Linked DNA regions of Homo sapiens: region 2 is linked to region 1. A link is a loop called in an ENCODE intact Hi-C map of the cell type or tissue named here. Cell type or tissue: dorsolateral prefrontal cortex. All regions are shown on one strand. Each heading gives the region's core, and the rest is flanking DNA. Links, peaks and the distances in the headings are about the cores only. Region 1 overlaps ATP2B2 (ATPase plasma membrane Ca2+ transporting 2). Region 2 has its middle 26 kb from the start of LINC00606.

Region 1 (8,745 bases), core at 383-8,382:
CCTGCTAACAGGCACCTCCTGCGACCTACCAGGAACTTACCTGGCCCCAAACGAGCTCTCCTAACCCAATGAATATGCACCACATCCACTGGTCCAGCTGCAGTGGAGAGCAGCTGAATGGCTTCCCTCCAAACTGCACGATCACTATCTGGAGGTCACAGGGGAGCAGAGAAAGAGAGAGAGAGAGGCCATCAGGGACCAGCACAGAGGGCTGGGCTCTCAGGGTCCTGCCCAGGGGCTCCAGCCGCTTGCTGCCCACCCCGGGCCTGGTTAGGGTGGGGGCCTCACTACCTGGATGGCAAAGGTGCCCAGCACGATGGTGCAGAAGATGGGGTTCCGGAAGATGCCGTCAAAGACATTGCGCTCGCCGTGGATCTTGCGGGCGTTGATCTCGTTGAAGAGCTGCATCATGACGAAGGTGTTGAAGATGATGGTGTAATGTTCTGAGGGTGGCGAATGCAGGGGCGCGTTCCTCCCGCTGTCGATCTGGAACATCTTCTCGCCTGCCAAGTGAGAGAGTGGGGCTGGGCTGAAGGCAGTGGTGGGGGAATCAGAGGGGAGATGCCTGGCCTTTCGTGGGGGCCTCTTCTGAGCAGTGACGTGAATCCCCAAGACATCAAGGCATGCTTGGACAGTGGGGGGCCAGGGCTGTGCTGTCAGCTGGTCAGAGACTAGGACTGAAGGGTCAGCAAAGCCCTTTCTCCTCTGGGGAAGAAAGGCCTTGGGCAACTGTCTTCCACTTTTTCTGTGGAAACCCGATAAAGGTGGACGGCCGGCTGTGTTAAAGGTGGGCGACATGGCTTCTAAAAAGTGACCTCAGACTGGAAAACTCATTCTGGACTGCGAGGACAGGATACCTGCGGGAGGTTTTGCGCTGCCCCGAGAGTGCTGCTTCTTGTTCCTGAGCATGTCCCTTGCTGAGACCTCTACAAGCTCATGGGGCTGTTACTAGAGATGCCAATTCCTATATGGAGCCCAGGACTTCTGGGCTAGGCTGGCTCTGGACCCTCCCATGTGGCTTCATTCTAACACCTGAGCTGTCACATGGCAGGGCACTGCTGTGTAGACGCTGCTGATAGGGTGTCTGATGCAGTCCTGTATCCTTTTTGTTTTGTTTTGTTTTGTTTTTGAGATGGAGTCTCGTTGTTGCCCAGGCTGGAGGACAGTGGCGTGATCTCAGCTCACTGCAACACCCGCCTCCTGGGTTCAAGTGATTCTCCTGCTTTAGCCTCTCAAGTAGCTGGGATTACAGGTGCGCACCATCACGCCCGGCTAATTTTTGTATTTTTAGTAGAGATGGGGTTTCTCCATGTTGGCCATGCTGGTCTCGAATTCCTGACCTCAAGTGATCCACCCGCCTCGGCCTCCCAAAGTGCTGGGATTACAGGCATGAGCCACTGCACCTGGCCAAGTCCTGTGTCCTTTTGCACAGCTGAGTAAAGTGGTGCCAGGAGGCTTGTGGAGTTTTCTGGGTGTGAGATGTCCCAAGACTACCCAGGGTAGGTGCTGCTCAAGTGGTCAAGCCAGCAAGCCGACCAGGACCCCCGCTCTCCTCTCCTCTCCAACCCCTCCACCTCCTCTGAGTCTCTTCTAGTTCTGCATATAAGTGGCTTCCTCTAAGCTTTTTCATGATAAGTTTTACAACAGTAAAATGTGTCCTGACAACACACTACTTTCAAAATTTATAAAAGGCAACTAACTGCCTTTGAGGAATGGATCCATGCCCACCTCCATCACACTCTGGGCTTTGAGGACAAGTGAAAGGCCAGCTCCGGGAGGCTCCTGTAAGGAGAGAACTGGCCCTGATTCCATGTGGGACTGCGGGCCAGACCCTTCCCCTCTCTGGGCCTCTGTTTCCCCATCTGTGACCTGGGGATAGGCTTTGTTGGGATTGCCTCCGAAGCATCTGTGGAAACCAGGCCAGTCTTGGCCCCAGCCAGACCTGGTTCTGTGCCCAGACTCTTCCTCAGACTGGCTGTGTGCCCTTGGGCAAGTCACCTCACCTCTCTGAGCCTTGGTGCCCTCGTTTGTAATGTGGGGTGGAGGCAAATGTGCTTGCCTCACTGAGTGGAAGACCCAACCAGGCAGCCCAAGTGGAAGCATTGTGAGAGTCGGTGGTGGTGTGAGCGTGTATGCCCTGCCCCAGGAAGCCTTGCTGAGGGTCCCTTCCACGGGGCCAGGATAAGGTGCTGGAATGGGTCAGAGAAGGGGTGAGTCACTCCCCTCCCAGCCTCAGGTGCCTCTGGGGCTGCCATGCAGTGCTTCAGCACCCGGTCAGGGCCTTGCACGGTCTGTACTTGTTGCCAGGAGCTGTCACCAGTGGAGAAAGCCACTGATGGCTTTAGGGTTAGCCAGAGCTGGGACAGGGCCAGGCCCTGTTCAAGACTTGCTGGTGTGACCTTGGGCAACTTACTTGACCTCCCTGGGCCTCAATTTCCCCATTAGCAAAACAGGAGGGGGTTGTGACTCGAGAATGCTGGGTGAGAGCCATGGTGCACCCAGAAGGTGATGACCCCGCCTGGGAGAGGCGTGGGTGGGCGAGGCGCTCACCAACAAAGAGCAGGGTGAAGATGAGGGCAAGCTGGTAGACAGCATGGCCCAGGATGTTCTTCATCATGGTCCTGGAGATGAGCGGCTTGTTGCGGCCGTACGGCTTCCTCAGCAGCAGGGTCTCCGTGGGCGGCTCAGTGGCCAGTGCCAGCGAGGCAAACGTGTCCATGATGAGGTTCACCCAGAGCATCTGCACGGCCTTCAGAGGGGAGTCCTGGGGACGGGCAGGAGAGGGCTGTCACCTGTGCGCCCACCTGCTGCTGTGAAGTGCTGGGCGGGCTCATGGTGTAGTGTCCGCAGGCTCCTGCTGGAGGCTGGAGTCCGACCTGCCCCTTGGCTCCCCAGCAGGCATGGAGTTGTTCTCTGATGCCTTCTCTGGAGAACAGTGCAGACCTGCCCACCTCAGCCACATCTTCCCTGCCAGGAGATAAGTGAGTCCCCCCAGGCCCAATGGCCACCAGCTCCCTGCCTTCTGGTAAATTCAGCTGCATCTCACCATCTTCCCCTCTCCCCTCCAGCCCCCGAGGAGGGGGTCTCTCCTGGCTGAGGCCAAGACCATTCCCACCGCCTCCGGCATGGGCTCCTACCTCCTCCCCCCACTGCCTCCTCCCCCTCGGGCTTTCTATCCTACAAACAGTGCCCGTCCCCCACCCCCCCAATGTCTCCTCCCCTCTTATCCCGCCTTACCTTAAAAAATTATTGTGCGTATCTATGACTCAAAAATTAATACATTTCAAGGTAGGAAATATGGCAAATGAGGAATAGCAAAAGCAACTAAAACTGTCAAGGACCTCACCACTTTTAGGTCACCACTGTCCAGGTTCTGGGAGGGACCCTTTCAGACCTGTCTCTTTGGCTGAGAGGAGCTGGTTCTTCTGTCCCCATCCTTCCTCACACCCCCACGTATCTTGTCCACAGCAGCCAGACTTTGGCCCCTCCACGTTCCCAGAATGCCCTCCGCCCACGTCACCAGCACCTTCTGTGCCACGAGTTGCAGGACCTCTTCTCGGCCAGATGTCACTGACCTCGCCCCTGCACTCCCACTTGTAATCCTGACCCCACTCTCCTGGTCGTCGTCCTCCCTTCCTTTTAAATCTGTGTTCCTGCCTCAGCCCCATTCTCCTCCTCGTCCTGTGGCTTTAGTTACATCCGTCTAGTGGCCTGTGGAACACCTCCTCCAGGAAGCCCCCAGACCCTGTAAGCTCAACAGCCCAAACCCGATGCTCTTCCCACCTCTGTTCTCTCCCAAAGCCCCATATACCTGCATCCCTTCCACTCATCACCTCCCAGGTTTCATCACAGCCCCTGCTCCTGGCTTTCTCTCTCACCTCCTCCTTGCCTCAGCCTCGCTCCCCTTGCCCCCGTCCTCCCCACCCCGGGCTTTCTCTAATTCCATATACCTCAGGGTCAAGTGTGCCCGTCTTCTTATCAATGCTGCATGGCCTCGCCACCAACTCAATCAAAGACCTCAGGCAAACTGATAGTGGTCTCAGAATCTCAGTTTCCCTATCTGGCATCAAGACCTTCTGGTTTCCAAGTTGCTGGGGCCGCAGGAGTGTTCCTCAAGCTGCCACTAGAGGGAGTGTCTCATCCACAGGCCAGGAAAGAGGGCCCTTCTGAGCAAAAGGAAGCCCCCAGCCACCCTCCCAAGGCTCCGATTCTCAGGGCTGGGGTAGCCGGAGCTGCCACCTATATTCCCCCAGCGCAGGAAGCAACAGAGGGGAGCAGTGTTCCAGCGCCACACAGCTCTTGGGGCAGTGCTGCACTCTGGGCCTCTGGGGGCTCCTGTGGGCATGGGCTTGTCTGCCCAGGTGGCTACTGGGAGTGTTGGGCCTTGGGGATCCCCTGGGGCTAAGGGAGACCCATTCTTGCCTCCCTGGCCAGGCTGGTCAGCCCCTGTGGGGAGTATCAGGAGACTGCAAGAACAATGGCAGGTCCCTGGCCAGTCCATCCTCTGAGCCTCAGTTTCTGCCTCTGTAAAATGAGGATCATCACAGTTCCCACCTCATGGAGCTGCATGAAGAAGCAGTCAGTCTGCAGACATCTGGGGCCTGCCTGCCAGGCTCAGTGCATAGGGCTGCTCCAGACCCAGTCGTGGTATCTGGCCAGACTCCTCTGTGACCTTCCCAGTGAGCAAGATCCCCGACTCCCTCCAGTTATCCCCACCTAGCACCTCCTAAGGCACTCCACACTCCAGTCCAGAGCCAGGGCCCCAGGGCCCCCACTGGCTCTTTGTCCTCACCTGGATGCCTGATCCCCCTTGGGCCCTGGCCTGCCCCTCCCTGCCTCCCTCTGCCCTCGTGGTGGCCAAGGGCCCTGCCTTCTCTTGAGGATTCCCTCTCCTGCCTCCTGCAGTGAGGGCCAGGCTGTGAGCCTGACAGCTCCCATTTGCTGGGTGACCTTGAACAAGTCACGCCACCTCTCTGAGCCTCATGTCCTCGACTCCCCTGGGGCCAGTGCCTGCACCTGAGCTCTGTGATGCAGTTCCTGGCCCCCAGCAGGTGCTCCATCGATGGGTGCCTCATCCCCGGCTGTTCTGACAGGGACAACCTGGAGTACCCTAAGGCCCCCGAGCCTCTGTGGGGGGTCTCCGCCCTCCCCCAGGCTTTGGTGTGGTCTCCTGCGGACCCACCTGCGTGATGCAGGCGCCTGTGAAGGCCACAATCACGGCCACCACGTTGACGGTGAGCTGGAACTGCAAGAATTTGGAGATGCTGTCATAGACGTTGCGGCCCCACATCACTGCCTTGACGATGCTGCTGAAATTGTCGTCTGTCAGGATGATGTCTGAGGCCTCCTTGGCCACGTCAGTGCCTGCGATGCCCTGTGGGGACAGGGACAGGAGGCTGGGTGGGGTGGCCGGGGGAGGTGACCACTTCTAGCATCACCATCCTCACTCCCTCCACTTCCTCAGTCCTACACAACTCCCAGTGGGCCCAGCACAGCCAGACCACACAGGGACACCCCACTCTTCACGCTCCTCACAGACCCAGCTCCCTTCACCCTCAGGAAGCCTCACCCTGGCCCCCTCTCCCCCTCTGTTATCTTCCTCCTCAGCCTGCAAGTGCCCCCCTTCACACAGCTCCCCCAGAGCAAGAAGCATCCTATGCCTTTCCAGGAAGACCTCGGGGTCAGGCTGAGTCTCGAGAAGGGTGGGCACCCACGGCAGATGGCGGGTGGGCCAAGTGTGAACTGGGGCTCCTGAGTAGCCAGCCCAAGGTTGTGTAGTCCAATCTCCCCAGCCCCCACCACCCCAGGCCCTCTGTGGGCCGTTCCTACCATGGCGAAGCCCACGTCGGCCTTCTTGAGTGCAGGCCCGTCGTTGGTCCCGTCCCCCGTCACGGCCACCACCTGCCGCTGCTCAGTGTGTGTGCTGTCGATGATGCCTGTTGGGGCAGGAGTGTGCTCAGGCCCTGGGCCACTCAGGTGGGAGGCAGCCTGGGCCAGCCCTGGTCCTCGGGAGGGGCCTGGCTGGGCATGGCTTCCTCTCTGGTCCCTGTCCAGCCGCCCCCTCCATCCAGGCTCTTCCCAGCTCCAGGCTGGCCTATAGCTGCCAGCAGGTTACAGTGGGCTCCTTACTGGGCTGGTGCCGACTTGGGGCCCCCTGTGGCCCGGGCCCTGCTCACCTCTCCAGCCCCCTCTTTGCTGTCTGCAACCTGTGGCCACATTGGCATCCATCCTAACCAGAAACACTGTATCCTCTAACTGTGCTCAGGGCCCCCTCTGCCTCAGCAGGGCTCCCAGGGTTTCAGCAGGACCTCACCATCTGTTCCTCCCGACACCACTAGCCAGCACTTTCTCCCTGGGGAGTCCAGGCTTGCTGAGGAGGCCTTGGCTTTGTCATTTGCCAGTGACCTCTGCCCCACCATTCTGGCCCTGACCTCCCTCCAGACATTCATCTTCAATAAAACATTCAACGAATAACAGAATGAACAAATGACATGTGGCCCCAGTCACTGAGCTGGGGCCAGTGGAAAAGGGTGGGTGAAGGATGTCATCGGTGGGGACCTGTGGAGTTTGTGGGACTCCTCATTCATGGGGCTTGCGAGCAGGGATGTCCATGGGCACGACAGGAATTTGGGTATCAGCATCCATGGGTCTCTCATTCTGCACATTGAATGTATCACCAAGGCCTGCCAATTCTGGCTCCAAAATCCCACTGAAACCCTTCCTTTTCTCTGTCTCCACCCTCTGCCACCAGCATCACTTTGTTTCCTCTCACTGACTCTGGACTCCCCCTCCAACTTGCTTCCCCACAGCAACCTCAGGATCTCTCTAACACCCATGTCTGAACCAGTTCCGTCCCCCAGCCATCCCCGGAATGTCGTTTTCCTGCTTCCCCCCTTGGTCTCAGGATAACATCCATGTTCTTAGCTCCACTTATGAAGTCCTCTGTGACCAGGCCTCACTCACATCCTGACCTCTTCTCTTCTCTCATCCCCTGGCCACCCCCAATCTGTGCTTACGGTCCCACAGAGCTAGCTCTCACTGGCCCTGTGTCTGGGCAGGCTGTTCCCTTGGCTGGAGGTACTCCTGTCACCCACCTGTACTGTATTTTTGGCTCAGAGGCTGCTTTTCCCAGGAAGCCTTTCTGACCCTCTGAGGATCCCTGCCTGCCCTTAATCAGATCCATGTAACTCTATGTGCTGCTCCATCCTTGCGCATCTCTCTGCTCTGTGCCTAGCAGACGGCAGCAGCCTGTGGAATGAGGCGCTGAGTTCCATAACCTGGGGCACTGTGCCCCCAACCTGCTCCCTTGCAGCTCTACCCTCTTTCAGGCCCAGCTGCAGTGCCGTGTGTTCTGGGAATCGTTCTGGGCTGCTCCCACCCAGCTGTCGGTGACCCCTCAGTTCCACCGTCCTGGACTCAGCCTCCCCAAGCTTGTCCCCTTGGGACATTAGGCCTGAGTTTCCATAGTTCCCTCAGTCAGCCTGGGGGCTCCTCCAAGGCAGGGACGGGTCAAATTTCTGCCCTGTGGCTCCCAGGTGGTGCGGACCGTTGCGTAGCTCAAGCTGTGCGGAAAGCTGGGAGGAAACCTCTCCCTAGACGCCTCCCTGCCTCCAGTCCTGGGGTGGCCTGACTGTGTGCAGTCACCAGGGGCCTCCCTGTGGCTGCTTCCTATGGTCACATTTCTGTTCTGTCCCCGCAGACCTCTCAGCAACTATTTCCACCATGGACCACACCTTCCTCCTCCACAGGCCTCCTTCCTTGTCTTCCCGGCACCACTCCCCACTGACCATCCTCCTGCCCCTCTAGCCTCCTCCCCTTGGCCTCCTCTGTAGGTTCTCAGCCTGCACCATCACTCGGGCAGCTCTTGGCTTCTGCAGCTCCTCTCTCCCCACCCACATGTGCCACCCAGGACTCTGTCTCAGGCCTGCTCTCCCTCCTCGCTCGATGTCCAATGCTCTTCTCCAACAGGTATAGACTGATGGGATCCCAGACCCTCCTGCTCCTCATCCCTCCATGACATGCAAACCACCACCCAGCCCAGACCCCTCCACTACCCAAACTTTCTCAGACCCGCACCTGGCAGCTCCACTTGAGGTGTCACCACTGTGGGCAGGTGACAACTCTTAAGCAGGACAATCCTACAGGTCCCTCCACTGCCAGGCCGTGCTCTGCACTGCAGGGTAAGTTTTCTAAAATGATGCTTCTACCCTCTAAACCCTCCCATGTTCCTGTGCCTGGTGACACGGTGCAGGCCATGACGGGGTGCTCGTGGTGGGCATTGGCGGCCCTGCAGGATCTGCTGCCCTCCCACCTGCTCCAGTCTCCTGTAGCTTCCCTCTCCCACCCCGAGGTCCTGGCCCAGATCCTTGAAGGCATCTGGGGATCTTCTGCCTCTAGCCCTTTGCAGAGCAGTTCCCTGCCTTGCCTCAAGCACAGGCCCTACCAACCCTGGAGCCCATCCCACCTTCCATGGCCTGTGACCTAAAGCCTCCCTAGTCCAAGTTAGAGGCAGTGTTGGGTCCAGAGCACCCCATGCCAGCAGTGCAGCCTTTTGCTCTATGCAGGGACCACTTATTCAATGCCTGCTGCGTGCAGCCTGGCCCATGAATTCCACGTGGGCAGGACCAGGCCTGTCCTGAGCAGGGCTGGCACCTGGCAGGACCTCAGTAAACAGTTATGGAGAGAATGAGTGAATGAATAAGAATAAGGATGGGCTGGGCGCCTTCTGCTCCCTTGTGGTTCTGG
Region 2 (8,745 bases), core at 152-8,151, 390 kb after region 1:
TCTGGCCCCCCTGTGTGCTTGCTCTCTGGCTCTCTTGCCCTTCTGCCTTCTCCCATGGAATGCTGCAGCATGAAGGTGCTCACCAGATGCTGGTGCCATGCTCCTGGACTTCCCAGCCTCCAGAAACATGAGCCAAATAAACTTCTATTGTTTATAAATTACCCAGTCTCAGGTATTTTGTTATAGAAACATGAAATGGACTAAGACATCTGTACAATAGAATACCATTCAGCCTTAAAAAGGAATTAAGTACTAATATAAGCTACAACATGGTTGAGCTTCAAAAACATGCTAAATGAAAAAAGTCACATGCAAAAGGTCACACACCACATGATTCTAATTATAGGAAATGTCAAGAATAGCCAAATCTATGGAGACAGAAAGTAGATTAGTGGTTGTGTGAGGCTATGGGGAGGAATGGAATGAGGAGTGACTACAAATGGGTACAGGACTTCTTTTGGGGGCGATAAAGATGTTCTAAACTTAGATAGTGGTGATGGTTGAATCGTACACTGAATTATACAATTTAAAAGGGTGAATTTTATAATATGCAAATTATATCCCAATTAAGCTGGTTTTTTAAAATGAAGGTGAAATAGAGACTTTTTCGGGCATATAAAAGTTGAAAGTCTTCACCACAAATAGACCAACACTTTAAAAAATATTGAAGAAATTCCTTTAGGCAGAAGAAAAATTATAATTACATGGAAAATATGGATATATACAACAGAATGAGAAGTACAGGAAATGATCAACATATGAGGTAATAAAAATATACTTTAAACTATTTTAAAAATATAATTAACTATTTAAAGCAATGATAATAATAAATTACATGGTTTATATACAAGTAGAAGTAAAATGCATGGCAGTGATAGGACGAAAGCCAAGCAAGGTAAAATGAAGTATTCTGTTGTAGGGTCCTTATATTCCATAATATAATTATTATATTTTCAGAATCGTACTTGAATATAGACTGTGATAAATTCAAAGTTATAAGTTGTATGCTCTAAAGCAATCACTAAGAAATTGAGCATATAATAAGCTAACAAGGGAGATAAAAACAAGGGAGATAAAAAGAAGCATAAAAACATTCCCAAAAAGGCAGAAAAAAGAGAGGGAAAATGAACAAAGACCAGATAGGACAAATAGAAAGCAAATGGTGAGATGGTAGATTCACACTAAATTATATCAATATTCACATTAAATTTAAATGATGCTTATTATCTAGTTAAAAGACAAGTGTTGTCAGACTCAATAAAAAAGCAAGACCCAACTACATGCTGTCTACAGTAAACCCACTTTGAATATAAAGATACAAATGAGGCTTCAAGGGAAAGGATAGAAAAGAGTATACCATCAAATATTAATCTAAAGAAACCAGGAGTGGTTTTATTAATATATCCTGCAGTGAAGCAGGATTCCTTGGTACAAGCTGGCTTAAACGTGGATTCCGGGTTCTACCTGGGGATGGGACTAGCCCACAGGATGGAGAGTTGTAAGTCTTGAATGCCAGACTAAGGAGCTGGCATGGATGTGGATAGACAATAAGTTAACTGAAGGGCTTGGGGTGTAGCCTGTGGAATGCCTGGAGTGGGCTGCAGACTGGAGACAGAGACCCAGGGAGGGTTTCAGCTATGGGGTGATGGAGGCTGGGACCACTGCAGGGCAGTTAGAGATGCAGCGATGCCTTTGAGAGGCTACAGACATGGGACTGAAAGGCAGAACATCAAGAACAGAGGGAAAGGAGGAGAGAATTTTAGCCAGAGCTTCCATCACCCCATACCTGAAACCCTCCCTGGGTCTCTGTCTCCAGTCTGCAGCCCACTCCAGGGATTCCACAGGCTACACCCCAAGCCCTTCAGTGAGCCTATTGTTGGTCTGTTTAGCATTTGCTGCCTATCTATTATGTGACAAGCTCTGAGCTGCTGGCACTGTGGAGAGTTCAGAGATAAGGAAGGCACAGACCCCACCTTCCAGAAGCAAACTATGAGTCTGTACTAGTAGGGTTTGTATTATCCTAACTTGCATTATGATAAATCTCCAATAATGCTCTGGAATGGAGCATTTCCCAACTCACTCGACCATTTGAAGAGCAGAGGCATAGCAGGGGTTATCAATTGTTGAGCCTTACTGCAGGCCAGATATTTTATCTCAGCTGAGCTTGAGGGGCAGCACATTGCAGTGCAGCACTAAGATGTGAGGGGTGCCTCTCATAAAACTCCAAATTTATCTCATTTTTTTTTAAACTTTACGTTCTAGGGTACATGTGCACAATGTGCAGGTTTGTTACATATGTATACATGTGCCATGTTGGTGTGCTGCACCCATTAACTCGTCATTTACATTAGGTATATCTCCTAACGCTATCCCTCCCCCGTCCCACCACCTCACAACAGGCCCCGGTGTGTGATGTTCCCCTTCCTGTGTCCAAGTGTTCTCATTGTTCAATTCCCACCTATGAGTGAGAACATGTGGTGTTTGTTTTTTTGTCCTTGTGACAGTTTGCTGAGAATGATGGTTTCCAGCTTCATCCATGTCCCTACAAAGGACATGAACTCATCCTTTTTTATGGCTGCATAGTATTCCATGGTGTATATGTGCCACATTTTCTTAATCCAGACTACTGCAGCACTATTCACAATAGCAAGGACTTGGAACCAACCCAAATTTATCTCATTCTTATGAACGTCTGCCATTCCACAAGCTGGAAGACAGGGAATAAATGTGAGTCCTGTAGGAAGGCATGAGGTGGGAATGCAGACAGGTAATGTTGTACCACAGGTGAGCTCAATCAAGTTAGAGGCACTCACTCATTTCCCTACCCTCTGAGGCAGATCAAGGAATCCCCTCCAGCAATTTCCCAGACCATTGGCTACATGGTGGTGCTGGGGGAATATTAAAGGAGCAGCAGCATTTTACAAATGCCTGGTTTACAGGTGAGGAGAGGCTTTCAGACTTGTCCAAGGAAACACTGCTGATAAGACGTGGGATTTGAACCCAGATCAGTCTTACTACAAAGTCCAATCTCTTACCTCCTGTGTAGTGTGGTTTCCTAGGGCTGGGGGGGTTAGAGGAAAAGAGTTTCCAAAATACTCCTTTGCAGGATAATAAACCCATGATTCCTTTAAACACCGAAAGCAGGTGCAAGAATACTAAATAAGCCTAGAATATCTCGTACCAGAAAATAAGGAAATGTTCAAGGAAGGACGTTGGCATGTTAAAGTGACAGAGGGGCCAGCTTGAAGGGGCTCCCACTGGCCAAAGCCAGGGAAATTTGAATGTCAAAAGAAATAGTCACAGTAATAGATTATAACCCATTAAATAAAACAAGAATCCACGAATCCTTACCAAGTACATATACGAATGAATGAATGAATGGATGGATGGATGAGTGGGGAGAGGAGAGATCTTTTCCTTACAGTTAGATTGCCAACTGATACATTTAGAAGGTATGACAGAGGCTGGGCACGGTGGCTCATGCCTGTTATCCCAGCACTTTGGGAGGCTGAGGTGGGAAGACTGCTTGAGGACAGGAGTTCAAGACCAGTCTGGGCAACAAAGTGAAACCCTCTCTCTACAAAAAAATAAAATTTAAAAAGTTAGCCAGTTGTGGTGGTATGTGCCTGTAGTCCTAGCTACTTCGGAAGGCTGAGGCAAGAGGATTACTTGCCTAGGAGTTAGAGGCTGCAGTAAGCTATGATTGTGCCACTGCACTCCAGCCTGGGGCAACACAGCGAGACCCTGACTCTAAACAAAAGAAGGAGGAGGAGGAGAAGGAGGAATGATGGAATCAGGAAATCACCATTTGGCAACTGTGTTAGTAACAACTTCATCCAGGCAAAAATCCCCAAAGAATGCTACAACTAAACTTTGATGATGAATGACATCATTCCGAGGTACCTCCCCAAGAAAATACTTATTGCTGACAAAGGGGAAAAGAAGAACTAAGGAAAAAATGGCGGACACCACCTTAATAAGGCGATTGACGTTCCTGCACCAGTAATGCGGCAAAGAGAAATTGTGTGCTACCCACTAGGACGCAATGAGAACACAGCATCATTTCTGTGATGTTCCTACTGAAAACAGGCAACCTGAACCCAATAAGAAAGAAACAGCAGCCAAACTGGAGCTGTGGGACCTCCTGCAACATACGTAGCCTAAAATCTTCAAAAGCATCAAGGTTGTGCAAGTCTATGGAAGACTGAGGAGCTGTTCCAGAATGAGGGAGGCTAGGGGGAAATGACAGCTAAATGCCGTGCAGGATTCGGGACCGAATCCCTTGCTCTGAAAGGCATTATCGGGATAGCTGGTTAAACTTGCCTGGAGTCTGAGGATTAGGTGGTTACAATGCATTGATGTAAATTTCCTGATTTTGGTGCTTGTGGTTAGGTAGAGAATGTCCTCATTTGTAAGAAATATCCACAAAATATTTGGGGGGTGGTGGAGTATCACGTTAGTAACTTACTTTTTTCCCCGCTAAAATGGCTTGGGGGAAATAGCTCTTTTTACTACTGCGGCAGCTTTCTGTAAATTTGAAATTATTATACAAACCCGAAGGTGCTTTTGGGCAGTTTTCTCGCCGTTGTTACCTGATGAAGGTGTTACTCGTGGAAAGGAAAGGACTTTCTGAAGAGGGTCGAAGGCCCCCTTTTCCCTCTCAGGCCGGTGAAACTCCTGGGGACTCCTCGCACAACAGACAGAGGACAGCGCCAGCGCCCCCAGAGGTGGTCGGGAAAGGGCCTGGGGTGGACTCTAGAGACCTGCAGCCACGCGCAGCTCGCCGCCGCTGTTGCAAGCTGATTGTCGTCGTCAGCAAGTTCTTCCTTCTGGAATCCACCACTTGGGCCTAAGGGGAGGCTGGTTTGTGTCCTGGAAGAACCGGGTCCCTCCGCCCTAACCATCAGGTCGGCGTTACTTGAGGCGTTCTGATCCCTTCAGCCTTCCGATCCCTTCAGCCTTCCGGTGCCAGCTCTGCAGTGATGGCGCCCCCTGGTGTCCAATGAAAGAGGCGCAACTGCCGTTAAGTGCAGATCTTCCAGGGGAGAGACAAGTATTTCTGCCCGCCCGATTCCGATTCCCAAATTTACTCCTCCTTGGACCAGCCAGCCCACCTACTTCCATTCATTTGGGCATGTGTTCTTCATTTTATTCATTCATCTGTTTGTTCATTCATGCACCCACTGCGTTCCGGGTACCGAGTTTGACCCTGGAAGTACACAGGTAGATCATGGCCAGGCTTTAGCCTCAAGGAGCCCTCAGGCTGACGGAGGCACAGGCTCTCACACCACAGCAGGATCTCTGCCTCCTGAAGGTAAGTGCAAGGGGCTCTGGGAGCACCCAAAGTGATCTAGGAAGTCTTCCAGGAGCAGGTGACCACAATTCAGCTCCTTTTTATTCCCACTGCCACTGCCCTGTTCTCTAAAGCCCCTTGCCCCTCTGTCCTCACAGCTGGAGCATCACTACCCTCTCTTCCAGGGCTTCCGCTCAGTCTAGACCTGGCGGACAGAGGGCTATCCTCCTACTTGGCCACAAAGGCAGGCATAGGCACAGGCAGCCCTGAGGCACAGCTTCCCCTGCTGATAATAGCGTTGATGACAAGGATATGGATATGGATATGGATATGGATATGAATATTAATAGAAGCTGACATTTAGTGAGGGCTTAGTTTGTTCTAGGCACTGTGCTAAGAATTGTACAACATGACACCATCTAATCCCCACCGCTGCCCATAGACATTGGATACTGGGATCATACCCATTTTACAGTGGAGGAAACTAAGGCTCAGTGAAGTTAAGGAGGGAACCTCACCAGTCATCTTCCAGTCAGGGAGTCTGCAGCTTCTCATAATCCATACCTGCCATGCCATGCTCCCTACCTTCCCTGCTGTTCACTGCAGAAGGTCCCCAGTTCTGTCAAAGGTCATCTCTGGACCCATCACTGCATGTTCTAGAGAGCTTGACTGCGTAAATACTTTCTAATGCTAAAGTATTGTTGGAAACCTCTCCTCCCTTCAGAGGAGACTGCTGCCCTCAGGGGGCTGGGACTTCCCCAAACCACAAAGCTACTACATGGCAGGGCCTGGACATGAATAGGGGTCAGAGATATTTCCACTTCTCTATCCCCAAGGGCATCTTCCTCAGTGGATGCTCAATGAATATCTGTTGCTTGCAGAAAACTGCCTCCTATTTAACACCTGATATTGACCTAAAACTATCAGGACTTTTATTTCCAATGCTCAAGCTGGTTTTGTTTGTGATAGCTAGAATCCTCATGCAATGACATGAAGGAGATTGAACTGGCCATTGCGGGGCCATGGCGTACATTTTCCTAGTGCCCACTATGTGCCAGACGTGGTTATACTCATCACATCATCAGTTCCTCATGACGGCTCTTCAGAGGAGTCCATTTGACAGATGAAGTGGAGTCCCAGAAAGCTGAGAACTTTCAATACCCTGGAGACGCTCAGAGCTACTCTTCAGGCCCCCGCACCCTTTTCTGTCCCACTAACACACCAAGCCCATTCCCTTCTCCAGGCCTTTGCACTGGCTGTTCCCTCTATGCCTGCATGCTCTTTCCCAGGGTCTTCTCCTGGCTGGCTGTTCCTCATCATTCAACTCTCTGCACAATGTCACCTCCTCTGGCCACCCTACTGACCCCTGTCACTCGCTACCTCACTACCCTGTCCAGCGGTGGCTGTGCTCTGAGACCCTCATTCATCTATGAGCTTGCCTGTTCATTGAATTTATTTCCCGCATGCATGAGAGCTCCCTGAGGGCAGGGACTCTGTCATCTGTGTCCCAGCATCCAGAACAGTGCCTGACGTATCAGAAGTGCTCAGTGAATATTTGTTGAATGAACGGAATCATTTGCCGGTCTTGTCCATTGGATCTCTGACAGCCTTCTGATGTAGTAGGAAGATGGCCCTTCCTACCGCTGCTGCTCAGCTGTGACCCCAGTCCCTGGGGACCCTGCCAGGTGTCTAAGCCATCTGATAGAGCATCTTTCTAACCCACACTTCTGTCCATGTCACTCTCCTCCTCAAAAAACATCATCGTCATCATTATCATCATAATCATCATCATCATCATCATCATCATCATCATCATCATCATCAATCTGTCACTTGATGGAGACTGTGAAGCTGTCTGTCATCATTGCTATATTAAAAGTCCCCCGTATTTCAAGGTTTTATCCCAATTTAGAGATGGGGGAACAGAAGCTTAGACAGGTTGAGGAACTCGCACAGGCCCACACAGCTGCTGAGTGGGCAAACTGAGATTTGAACGCAGGTCAGTGTGATCCCAGGTCCCCACTCTTAGCGGCTGTCTCCTACCATAGAGCATAGCTTTCACGTGCATCAAACTTGAGCATGTGTCAGAATCATCTGGAGAGCTTGTTAATACGCAGGTTACTGGGCTGCACTCCCAGAGTTTCTGACTCCACTTGTCTAGGGTACGGCCTGAGAATATGCATTTCTAACAGGCTTCCAGGTAAGATGACCACTGGCCTCACACTGAGAGAACCACTGGCCTGGAAAAAATACACAGCAGCCCAAACAAATAGAACTTTGTCTGCAGTTTCAGGAGGTTCATGGATCCCCTGCAGCCTCTCCATGTGCTTTGGGAATAGGGAAGGATCTGTGGACCTCACCTTCAGAACCACTGTTCAAACAAACAATGTAAGTCAGATCCACGACATCCTGAGGCCCTGAGTTCTGTTCAGCAAGTTTCCTTTAAGCAAGGGCCACCAGAGTCTCGGCCTTAGTCCCTTTGCAAATCTGACTCTTTCTTACTAAAGTTAATTATCTGACATTGAAACGTACCCTAGCTGACACACCACAGAAAGGCCTCCACTTGTCTCACCGACGCAAATGATAAATAGAGGGCCCAGAGCAATTTCTCTCAGAGATTTCATGTCAGTATTTTAATAATCATTGAGCAGGGCCCTGGGAGCCAATTACAAAACTAGGACAGATTTTTTTCTAAAACTACTTGGTTTCCAACTCCTAAAACTTGTAGGCGTCTAAAACTGATGGATCTGAAGGGTTCTGACATAGTTTCCCCCAAGGATGAGTCGTGCATAGAATTTGAAATTTAGTTCCAGGAAAGCTGAAGCTGTGATGTTTCCCTCCTCTTCCCCTTCCTCCTCCTCCTCCCGCTGCTCCTCTTCCTCCCTCTCCTTCTTCTCACTCTCCTCCTCCCATTTTCCTCTCCTCTTCCCTCCCCCTTCACCAGTCTCCTTACTAAAACTGAGTTGCCCTGAGACTGGAGCCTGGATGTGGGAAGCCTGCCCGATTGTTGGCTGTGGGCACTGGGAGCCTTCAGCCTTCATCCTTTCTCTCACCGCTCTGCCAGCGGTTGGGGAACCTACACCAACTGCCTGGGCCACAGGGGGACTGGGGGGCCTGGGGCCAGGGTTCAGGGAAGCTCTGGGGCTGGGAAGTGGCCAGCCATGCCTCCCAGGACAGTCTCAGGGTCTAGGACCCTTGGGAACCTTGGCTGGTTTCCCCTCCTGCCTTGGTGAGTTCCGGATTCTAGGCCCACACATGGCAAAGACCTGAGTCCTGTTAAAATCAGGTCATCCTCCCACAGCCCCCATGGTGACTCCAGCACAGGCTAGTAGCAGGTACTCAGTCATCAATACAAGCCTTCAAAAATGTAAATCCGATCATCTTGCAGCCGCTCTCCAATCACTGGCTCCCATCACACCTGGACTAAAACCAAGCCTCCTTTGCAGGGCAGC

The links. A loop is a pair of places that touch in the nucleus more often than their neighbours do. Peaks named below come from ENCODE experiments on the same cell type or tissue, not always from the same donor. Only the 100,000 strongest peaks of a DNase experiment are listed, where the experiment ranks them.
Region 2: it touches region 1 in a loop (6-fold over the local background); 94 of 110 quality-filtered maps call a loop at or near these places.

Annotation. Positions count from the first base shown.
Region 1 is chr3:10,340,202-10,348,946 of GRCh38, forward strand. ATP2B2 (ATPase plasma membrane Ca2+ transporting 2) reads right to left here. Exons shown (of 23, transcript NM_001001331.4): 17 at 5,830-5,936; 18 at 5,183-5,374; 19 at 2,551-2,764; 20 at 292-503; 21 at 41-148. Among named protein-coding and RNA genes, the nearest start is that of MIR378B, 14 kb to the left of the region's middle. In dorsolateral prefrontal cortex, for the core only: CTCF peaks have their summits at 4,141 (motif pointing right) and 4,340; DNase peaks (open chromatin) are centred at 396 and 4,130; H3K27ac peaks cover 6,764 bases.
Region 2 is chr3:10,734,074-10,742,818 of GRCh38, forward strand. No RefSeq gene overlaps it. Among named protein-coding and RNA genes, the nearest start is that of LINC00606, 26 kb to the right of the region's middle. In dorsolateral prefrontal cortex, for the core only: CTCF peaks have their summits at 4,963 (motif pointing left) and 5,166; a DNase peak (open chromatin) is centred at 4,968; H3K4me3 peaks cover 774 bases.